Regions from separate parts of the Homo sapiens genome. Here region 1 is linked to region 2. The links are chromatin contacts, found by Hi-C or POLR2A ChIA-PET in ENCODE. All regions are on one chromosome and are shown on one strand. The core of a region is the stretch at or near the end of the contact, and the rest is flanking DNA. Distances in the headings are between cores, read along the strand shown.

What was found. Hi-C counts contacts between places; a loop is a spot of excess contacts on that map. ChIA-PET counts read pairs that join two places held with the same protein, here RNA polymerase II (POLR2A).
Region 1: a map of posterior vena cava shows a loop between it and region 2 (18-fold over the local background). The contact joins two enhancer-like sites. A Hi-C loop is called at or near these places in 1 of 168 maps with a recorded cell type or tissue (posterior vena cava). POLR2A ChIA-PET finds 5 or more read pairs at or near these places in 1 of 52 experiments (naive thymus-derived CD8-positive, alpha-beta T cell).

Annotation. Positions count from the first base shown.
Region 1 is chr4:147,171,635-147,177,185 of GRCh38, forward strand. No RefSeq gene overlaps it. Among named protein-coding and RNA genes, the nearest start is that of MIR548G, 170 kb to the right of the region's middle. Within about 2 kb of position 2,322, at least 2 of the 41 ENCODE cell types and tissues checked have a DNase peak (open chromatin) inside an H3K27ac peak, as active enhancers do.
Region 2 is chr4:143,278,175-143,283,741 of GRCh38, forward strand. No RefSeq gene overlaps it. Among named protein-coding and RNA genes, the nearest start is that of GAB1, 56 kb to the right of the region's middle. Within about 2 kb of position 4,162, at least 3 of the 41 ENCODE cell types and tissues checked have a DNase peak (open chromatin) inside an H3K27ac peak, as active enhancers do.

The DNA.
Region 1 (5,551 bases), core at 1,072-3,571, 3.9 Mb after region 2:
TGATCAGAAAGGGTGAAAATGGCTCATAGGTACCCTGCTTCTCCCCTCACTATTGCCATTGCCAGATTCTGTAGCTTTCCTGGGCCTCTGCAATTTGACAATTTTAGAACTAATTTTAGAACAAATGTTTGAGTTTACACTTGAAAAAACTAAGGCCTACAGAGCAACCAACAGACACAAATTAATCACAAAGCAGAGGGAGACACCAAATAAATCTGATTCCCAATTCTTTGTTTTATAGCATCGTATCTTCTTGCCTTCACTAGTTTAGTAGATTACTGTCATTCGACAATAAGATATTATTCTTACCTTCCACTGTCCCCTTTCTCTGTAGCATAAAGAAAATAAGAGCTGTATTTCAAAGAGCTTACCTCCTACATTTTTGTATATCCTGGAAATAACACTAAATGATATTTTCATGGTTATCATAGAACATAGAATAACTTCACATAACATGCTCACAGCTCAAAATTGCTTACTGTTGAGTTCAGCTTTCTCTCTATTTGTTAGTTTTAGCCAAAGGGCAAACAAACAATGACTTTTGTCACTGGCAATAATTGTTCTACAATAGATTGACTGAAACAGACACTTATTTATTCATTAAGAAAAATATCTATTGAGTACTTAAAAGGTGATATGGATGTGGAATAACCAAATTTCCACTATCATTTATTCCAGATAAAATGTGGGTGATTTATAAACAGCAGAAATTTTTTGCTTACAGTTCTGGGAGCTGGGAAGTCCAACATCAAGGCACCAGCAGATTCTGTGTCTGGCGAAGCCCTGTTTCTCATAGATAGTGCCTTCTACATGTCCACACATGATGGAAGGGTAAACAGGTCCCTCGAGCCTCTTTTATCACCCTTACGAATGCCCACCTCTTAATATGTTTTCATTAAGGAGTAGTTTTCACATGTGAATTTTAGTGGCCACCAACGTTGGGACCATAGCATTGCACTAGCTTAATTTTTTCTTTTCCCACTGAAAAATATAAAATTTAAAGCTTATCTTTGTACACATTTAACATATTGAAAATAATTATTACTTTCATATTTATCTTTAAAATAGACCCCTGAAATAACATGAGAATCAAATTCCATTAAAAATATATTCAACTAACATTTTACCTGTCCAATATAACCCAAATCTCAAGATTAAATATTGTCCACATAGCTCTAAATCTTATTCAACAAAATTTAGAACTGATAGATCCAGGCCTGGCATATTTGCTTTAAATATTTCCTTAAATTTCTTTGTTAAAAATACATCTTCCCTGTGATAATAAGAGCATATGGTCATTGTGGAATATCCAAGAAATAGAAAAAAAAACATAAAAAATAAAATTTTAAATTTACTATAATGCTAACATCCAGAAACAAATACTGAAAACATTTTGGCACATTTTAATAATTTTTGCATCCTGTTGCCTACCCCTTTTTGTAATAGTGAGTATTTTGTTGTGTAGTTAAAATTATAATCATTTAGTAAATATTGTGTGTAACTTGAGTATTTCACTCAACAATATATGTATTTCCCCATATTACTAAGTATTCTTCTATAACATGCTTTTTAAATGGATGCCATTCTGTAGTAGCATTATTTATATATACTCTTTTGATGAACCTGTATATATTACCTTTAAAATATGTATATACTTTTGTGTAGTTAAATATTCTTAAAGAATGTGATTTTAATGACTTCTTCATAATCTAATTACAAACCATACTTTATTTAGTTAATTTCTAATGTAGGATATTTAGGAGAACCTCTTTTTCAAAGACAGCTATAACAACCACTAGTAGGAATCATGCCACTGCCACACCTGACACCACCAACTCATCTTGTGCCAAGCAGGGAAAGATTCATGGCTCCATATCCTCCCACACCTCAGCAGGTTTAAAAACACAGTGAGGTCTGATCACACCAAGTCAGTCTTGGACAGAGGCGGGCCCTCTGGTTCAGTGGTCTGATTTTCTATATAGAATGCATTAATATTGCTCTGTATAATCCAAATAAAAATAAACTTTATTTTATTTGGTATATTAATGCAGATACTTGCAGAGCCTATTTTCATTATTTGCTTCTGGCCTTCTCTTCAACAATTGGTTCCTCTGAAACACCAAACCTAAGGATTTGTGAAGCTCTTTCTCATTCACGCCTGTCCTGGCCGCTATTCATTCCTCATTTTTCTTGAGCAGTATATCTCAATGAGAGCAATTAGTACACGACCAATTCAACAACCACTAGATATAATGACTGTCCTACTTTGGTGCAGCGGACATCTTTTTGTTGTCGTTGTTCCCAACACCATATAAGTACTGATTAGAAGCAGGAATGCCTGTCCAGGCCCTGTGAAGGAGGTGATGAATGGTATGTCTGAACAGCACAGCCCTGGCTTAGTATCACTGAAATGCCACACTCCTCACTGAAGTCTGTTGATAAGCCTGACAGTGCTCAGCAACTTTTACCAGCAGACTTTATATCGGGGGACCCAAGCTGAAAGTTAGCACATGGGGTGTTCTGTCAGCACAGAAGGCTTACACCATTAGTAGATCTAAATGGTGTTTAGATTACGGAGTTCAACAAAAATCTAGGTCATTAAGTGCATAAAAGAAATGTTACAATGACTCCATTCCAAATAAAATGATGTTTGGAGGGAAACAAAGAAATTAATCTTGCAGTTTATTGGTAATAAAGAAACAAGAGACTCATATGTTGTTTTACGTATAGATATTATCTTAGTGCCATTTGGGACAGCTTATTCTTCAGCCTTTTTGAAATATGAAGTATACAGCTGGGATTTAAGGTATTACTAGCCAATTAGGAAAATTTTTTTAATGTAAAAACAAACAACAATCAACCAACCAACCAAACAAACAAAAAAAAACTTTCCAATTTCTTTGGAGACTGCATCCCTGGAGAATAAGTAAATATTACAATGTCATATAATCTTGAAAATTTTAAAATGTTAAGGAAAATAATATGCCCATGGGAATCCTAATTTATGAGACAAAATTCAAAGAAGTTGTTCATAGAAATTTAAACCCTTGACATTTTTAAGACACAATTTAAAGTAGAATAAAAATTAGTTTTCACAACATAAAATGAATTGGAAAAATTTCAGCAGTTTCCTCAAGGGACCATTAAAAGCTAGGGTATCTTCCAAAAATTCACCAGGGTTTAAAGCTAACGGAAAACATATGTGGGAAGTGTTTGATAAATAGAGCTTAATGTTCAATATAAGAGAAACATAACAAATTTGCATTGAGTACACTGATTTTGAGAGGAGAAGTTTTTGACCCATTCCCCAGTCCATTTTTTACATGAGAACCAAAAGTGGCTAAATTTAGTTCCTTATCCACCCTGTGCTGAAAATGTCCATGAGAAAGGGAGTTCCTGGATAACAAAACTTGCAGAGAAATTCCCAAAAATGCAACAGAAAGCCATAAATCCAGGAAAATAAATATAACCTGAATAACCACAAATTTCATAATCAATATGTAAATGTAATCATGGGGAAACTCCCTGAAAAAGTCACATAATTCCTTTTATAATAAATAGTATCTGCACTTTCCTGAAAATTTGGTGGCCTGAGTACACCCATGTAACTCTCCCATTGAAAATAAAGTACACGAAAAGTGGCATCAGTCGTGGAAAATAGGTTAAGAGTATCAAGATTATGCCGGAAATGTTAAGGAAGTGTCACCAGATATTTTGGAGGTATAATACAGTTGAAAAAGATACAGAGGCCTTGGTAGGCAGAATAATGGTCCCCCCAACGATGTCCAGGTCCTAATCCCTAAAGTACACCATGAATACACTAAACCATATAACAAAGAGTAATTAAGATGGAATTAAGGTTCCTAATCATGTAACCTTAAAAGAGAGAGATTATCCTGGATTACCCAGGTGGGCCCAGTGGAATCACAGGGTCTTTAAAAGTAGAAGAGAGGCAGAAGAGGAGGTCAGGGTGAGGCAATACAAGAAGGACTTGACGCCTTTGCTGGCTTTGAAGATGGTGGGAGGAACCACACTCCAAGGCTTGCAGGAGGCCTGGGGAAGCTGGAAAAGGCAGAAAGAAAAAAAAAATAGTATCCTACCTAGAGCCTACAGAAAGGAATGCAGCTCTGCCAAGGCCCTGATTTTAGCCTAGTGAGGTGTATGTGTCAGACTTCTGAACTTCAGAACTGTAAGATAATCTATTTGTTTCTTTAAGCCACTAACTTTGTACTAACTTGTTTTGGCAACAATAGAAAAATAACAAAGAGCTTCTTGAGAACATACCATATGAATAGATAAGGGAGACCCTGGAAACAATAGAAGAGATTCTTTCAAAAGCCTCTGATTTAGAGGTAAAGGAAAGGGTCTAAGGACAGAAGGAGCACACCACTTGGAAAGGCCGTTTGCCATGGGAATCTGCAGCATTCAAAACAATCGTGCTGAAAGGCCCAACTGGCTCATAAAATGGGGGCATCAAAAAGAGCCAGGAGAGGGGCAAGGATTCTCTAAGATTTGAGAGGTGGGGGCTTATATCTGGATGTAGATGGCTGCATCATAAAGGAGACACAGCACAAACACACAATATAGCTGATGTGGAATGGCCTAACAGACAGATATAGGAAGCTGCTCCTACAAAGTCAGAAAAAAAAAATGATCCTCAGCTTGGACTGCCCAAGGGCTTTAACTCCCTTCCCATGCCCTTTCGTGGCAGTCCAACAACTGAGCAAGTAATTTAAAGTTATATTAACAGACATTGAATACGTGATGGAAGATAGTTAGAGACTGCAAGTCACAGCTTCCCATGCATCTAATGGGCTTGGATAGCCTGTTCTTCATTCATGGATAATTAGAAAGAAAAAGATTCCTCTATATAAAAAAGGGAGAATATATCATGCAAGATACAGAGGAAGAGAATAATATTGATAAAGACATTACAAAAAAAAAGAAATATTGGTCAGAAAGACACTCTCTGCCTTCAAAAATACAGAATATGAAATAAAATATAAGATGAAGTGAAACAATACTGTAAAATAAAAGATAAACTGTTAAGGGCAGTACAAAAAATTTTCCTCCAAGAAAACAAAATATGTTAGAGACGTTAAAATGTATATTAGAAGAGAAGAAATAAAACAGAAAATTATAACAGATGAATGATACAGAGAATAGAAAACAAAGATCCCAAACAAGAATGATTATTAACTTTTAAAGAAGAGTCTAGAGCAGACAGAAAATAAGTAATAAAGACGTAACCATTAGATCTATTTCTGGACTAAAAAAGATATGAAGGTGCAGAACAAACGGATTTACCATACACAAAGTAATGTTACTAAAGAAATACCAACATCTAGACATATTTCAGGGCAACAAAATTAAATTCCAAAAAAAAAAAGAGCAAATGCAAAACCCAGGCAGAAAGAAAAATAATTAATCTCAGATTTCTTTTTCTCAGTCTTAAAAACCAAAGGACAGTAGCGTAACATCTATTCTACAGAGTTCTTTTAAAAAGTTTGGGTCTTATGATTTTATATCAGCCAATTTGTGTAATCAGTCA
Region 2 (5,567 bases), core at 2,912-5,411:
AAGAGATAAATGAATTACTAGAAGCAGACTCAGAAATGACCCAGAGGCCGGGCACAGTGGCTCACGCCTGTAATCCCAGCAATTTGGGAGGCCAAGGCGGGCAGATCACCTAAAGTCAAGAGTTCGAGACCAGCCTGGCCAACATGGTGAAACCCCATCTCCACTAAAAATACAAAAATTAGAGGGGCGTGGTGACAGCTTCCTGTAATCCCAGCTAAACAGGAGTCTGAGGCAGGAGAATCGCTTGAACCCGGGAGGTGGATGTTGCAGTGAGCTGAGATTACACCATTGCACTCCAGCAAGGGTGACAGAGTGAGACTCCATATAAAAAAAAAAAAAAAAAAAAGACCCAGATATGGGAAGTATCAGAGTCAGGGACTTCAAAATAACTGCAAATAATAATGTTAAAGGATACACAGGAAAAGATGGATGACCTCCTTGAACACACTGGTATTTCAGCAGAGAAATGAAAACTTTTAAAAAGAGTCCAGTGAAAATGCTAGAATTTTTTTTTTCAGTAATAGAGGTAACTTCCTTTGATAAACTGATTAGTAGAATGAACATGGTTGAAGAAAGACACAACAAACATTGTAACAAATGTGCCACTCTTGTAGGGGAATGTTGACAATAGGGGAGGCTAGGCATGCGTGAGGATAGAGGTATGTGGAATGGCTCTGTACCTTCCCCTCAAATTTGCTTGAACCTAAAACTTTTTTTAAAAGTCTTTAAATAAATTACAATTTAAAAAAGAAACAGAGGAGGCCAGATGCAGTGGCTCATGCCTGTAATCCCAGCACTTTGGGAGGCCGAGGCAGGCAGATCACTTGAGGTCAGGAGTTCAAGACCAGCCTGGCCAATAATATGACAAAACCCCATCTCTACTAAAAATACAAAAATTAGCTGGGTGTAGTGGCAGGAGCCTGTAGTCCCAGCTACTCAGCGGGGCTGAGGCAGGAGAATCGCTTGAACCCGGGAGGCAGAGGCTGTAGTGAGCTAAGATCACATCACTGCACTCCAGCCTTGGCAGCAGAGTGAGACTCTTTAAAGAAAAAAAAGGAAACAGGGATAATTGCGAAAAGAAGTTTTGAAATAAGAAGACTAGAATGAGAAAGACTAATATATATCTAATTACAGTCCCAAAAGAGACACAGGAGGGAACTTAGCAGAGAAAATATTTGATGAATATTTTCAGCAAACCTTAATCATTAGTGAATGGTTAAGATTTTCTCAAATTCTTAAAATACAGCAACTCACAGATTCAAGACGACTTACAAACTTCAAGCAGGAAACATTTTTTAAAAATCCACAACTATCTATTTCATAGTAAAATTGCAAAAGACCAAAGTCAGATAAGATTTTAAAAGTGATCAGAGTTGTGAAAATTAGAATGACAAATTGAAAAAAGTGTCAGTTCTCCTCAAAATGATCCAAAGATTTAATATAATGCAAACAATTCTAAAATGTTTTTGTGGAATTTGACAATCCATTTCTAAGATGTAAATGAAGGTGCAAGAGGTCAATAAGAGCCAAGACACTCTTTTTCTTTTTCTTTTTCTTTTTTTGGATGGAGTCTCGCTCTGTCACCCAGGCTGGAATGCAGTAGCGCTATCTCAGCTCACTGCAACCTCCACTTCCTGGGTTCAAGCAATTCTCTGCCTCAGCCTCCTGAGTAGCTGGGATTACAGGCGCCCACCACCACGCCTGGCTAAATTTTTTGTATTTTTAGTAGAGATGGGGGTTTCACCATCTTGGCCAGGCTGGTCTTGAACTCCTGGCCTCATGATCCAACCACCTCGGCCTCCCAAAGTGCTGGGATTACAGGCGTGAGCCACTGTGCCCAGCTTTGAGACACTCTTGAGAAAGAAGAAGGTAGGAACTTGAACTACCAGTTATCAAGTTTATTGTAAAGAGATTATAACTAACAATGTGGTTTTGGCACAGGAACAGACAAATGAGTTATGGAAGAGAATGGAACCCTATGCGCATATAGCCATTTGGTAAATGATAGAGTTGGTATTGCAGTTCAGTGCAAAGTAATTGCGCACTTCAACGTACTACAGAACCAGTTCCAAGTGGAGGAAAGATCTAAATGTGAAAGGCAAAAAAATAAAGCTTTAAAAATATGACAAAAGAGAATATCTCTGTGACCTGGAGGGTAATGAAGACTTTTACAAAGATTTTTGTTTTTTTTTTTGTTTCGTTTTTGAGACAGGGTCTCACTCTGTAGCCCAGGCTGGAGTGCAGTGGCTCAATCATAGCTCACTGCAGGCACAATCATAGCTCACTGCAGCCTCAAACTCCTGGGCTCAAGCAGCTCACCCACTTCAGCCTGCCAAGTAGCTGGAACTACAGGCATGAGCCACCACACCTGACTAATTTTTAAATTTTTAGTAGAGACAAGGTTTTACTATGTAGCCTGGGCTGGTCTGGAACTCCTGAGCTCAAGTGATCCTCTTGCTTTGGCCTCCCAAGATACAGGGAGTATAGATGTGAGCCACTGCACCCAGCCAAAAGATTTTTAATTGACAATTTTAAAGAAAAAGTTGGCAAATTCAGTTACATTAAAATTAAGAATTCCTCAAAAGCCATCATGAAAAAGTAAAAGGCAAGACATAAAATGTGAAGAACTATTTCAATGCATAAAGACACAAAAGACACAAAATTCAAATTCAGAATATTTTCAAAAACACTAATTCATACATAAAAGAGGAGAAAACAAGAAAAGGTAACGGTATTGAACCCTGGGAAAAGTTATGCCATAGAAAAGTGGCTTCTGTATGCCAGGCAAGTAACATATCTTAATTTCACAATGACTTGTAAGATCTATAATATCCTCATGTTTCAAAAAAGGAAGCTGAGTTCCCAGACAGCAATAGCTTTTCCAGGATTACACAGCTAGTAAATGTCAATGTCTGAATTCAAGATTAAGTCTTCTAACCAAAATCCACAGCTTCTGCAGTTTACTGTGCATCTTGCTTTACACCATAGTCTGTGATTAATAAAATTCAGAGAGAATTCGCTTTTCTTTGTTTACTTACCTGCTGGAGATTTGCCTCCTTCCTTAACAAATAACTGCTTCTTGAAACTTGTACCCAACACTTAAAATGTGTGTATTTAATATATCTGATGAATGCTGCAGCTTTTCTTCATTGTAGACCCTGCCACGTGTGTTTTAAGAAGCCCTGCAGGTGATTGCAATGCACACTCTAATTTGAGAACCGCTGCTCTATACTTACCTTAGATTTAGCTCAGAAAGCCACACAGCTGGGCATGGTGGCTCACATCTGTATTCCCAGCACTTTGGGAGGCCAAGGTGGACAGATCCCTTGAGGTCAGGAGTTTGAGACCAGCCTGGCCAACATGGCGAAACCCCATCTCTACAAAAAATACAAAAATTAACCTGGTGTGGTGGCAGATGCCTGTAGTCTCAGCTACTTGGGAGGCTGAGGCAGAGAATTGATTAAACCAGGAGGCAGAGGTTGCAGTGAGCTGAGATCACACCACTGCACTCCAGCCTGGACAACAGAGCGAGACTCTGTCAAAAAGCCACAGTTCTCATCTGTCTGAAAATGGCTTCCTCTCATCTCCTTAGAAAATTCTCTTTTTTGTCTTGTTCAAGCTCATTGCTAATTCTACTTAATGCAGGAAGCTTTCCAAGCCTGGAGAAACTAACTTCAGTTTCTCCCATCATATGGAAAGAGCCGCCTCCCCCAGCTCCAACCCTATCCCAGTACAGGATATTCACATTGTTTCTTAAGAGAAAAATAAATAAACACAGAAACTGAAATCAAAATTTCAAACCAACCACAAAGTGCAGTTGGTGTGTGTTTGGACAGTATGTGAATAAACATGTGACATGTTTATTTTACTGTTTAGAGCTTCAACTTCTGGACTAAAGGAACTATACCATGTATGCACTCTCCAGCAATGTGGGAGCCAAACACATTTTTAAATATCAGATAATAGCGGAAATTCTCAAAGCATGGTTCTGCCTGAGTATCTGCTATAGAATCACAGGATTGGATTAATCGATGTGAAAAATAATTGCTTGCATGTAAAAATTGTTTTTCAGAAGTTTTGTCCCCATGATGCTCCAGATATTGCCTGGAATATAAGCAGGCTCTGACCCCTCTTCCCATGGTCACCTCCCTGTGGCTTTCCGCGCTTCTGGCTTGGCTTTCCCTGGGAAGAAAAGCTGAAAACTTTCTTGGTACTGAGCCATTCTCCCATCTGGGATAAAGATTAAGAAAGAGGAGGGGAGCTTTTGATCAGATTATAAATGCCAGATGCTACCACATTAATAGCCCTACAGATCCCAATGGTGCTTACTTCAAACATTTGATTTTCCAACTCTCCTCTCTAAAGAATGTGCTGGTAACTGTCAGGAGTCACAGAGGAGTGGCCCACTACATTCATGAGCACTTGCCACTGACAGATTAAAAGGAAATCACGAGACCTTATTGTGGTTTATCAGCTTTCACATGGAGCAATTTTTCCCAGATTGGAGACTTCCATCATAGCTCAGGGAATCATGAGAATTGTTAAAGAGATCAGCATATCGGCTTCAAGCCAAGAGGACATAAACCAACATCAACGAAAGGCATTCTAGCCTTAGAATTAGTATAGACTTGGCCGGGCGCGGTGGCTCACGCCTGTAATCCCAGCACTTTGGGAGGCCGAGACAGGCGGATCATGAGGTCAGGAGATCGAGACCACCCTGGCTAACACAGTGAAACCCTGTCTCTACTAAAAAAATACAAAAAAATTAGCCGGGCTTGGTGGCAGGCGCCTGTAGTCCCAGCTACTTGGGAGGCTGAGGCAGGAGAATGGCATGAACCCAGGAGGCGGAGCTTGCAGTGAGCTGAGATCGCGCCACTGTGCTCCAGCCTGGGTGACACAGCATAACTCCGTCTCAAAAAAAAAAAGAAAAGAAAGAAAAAAAGACTTAGTATAGACTTATAGGAAACCATTCAGTTATTATAAATAAAAGAGTTCTTTGATTGTTTTCCTTATAAAATCTGAGGAAGAGTACATTGGTCAAAGCTGATGTGCAGAAAGAAAGTAGCAAAAAGAAATATGAGTGATAACAGAAAAAAGAGGAGAAAATGGAAGAGTCAAAGAAGAGAATCTGGAAAGGAAATACACAGTGAATAGAAGGAAGTAATGCAATAGAACAAAATCAATTTCTAACTCGAAATTCTTAATTATGGTAATAATTTTAAGCCCAGCCTCTGAGGGAAAAATAGTTATGATGCAGTCTAAGATCTATTGGATCAGCATTACTGAGTTTTCCTCTTGCCTGAGACTCCACTATGGCTTGGCCAGCACTGCTACTGACAGTCTTTATGTAAAATTTAGAAATTTTGTTCATTATGGATTTTCTTGCATAATTTTATTTTTTAAAATGTTCCATTAAAATATTATTTACCTTTATTACTGAGTTTTTGGTGCCCCTTAAATTTTGCACCCAAGGTGAGTGCCTCACTTACCATTGTCTTGGCCCCATGAATCAATCACACTTTTCTTTAAAATTTAGTTTGGTATCATCAGAATAAGTAATGGAGATA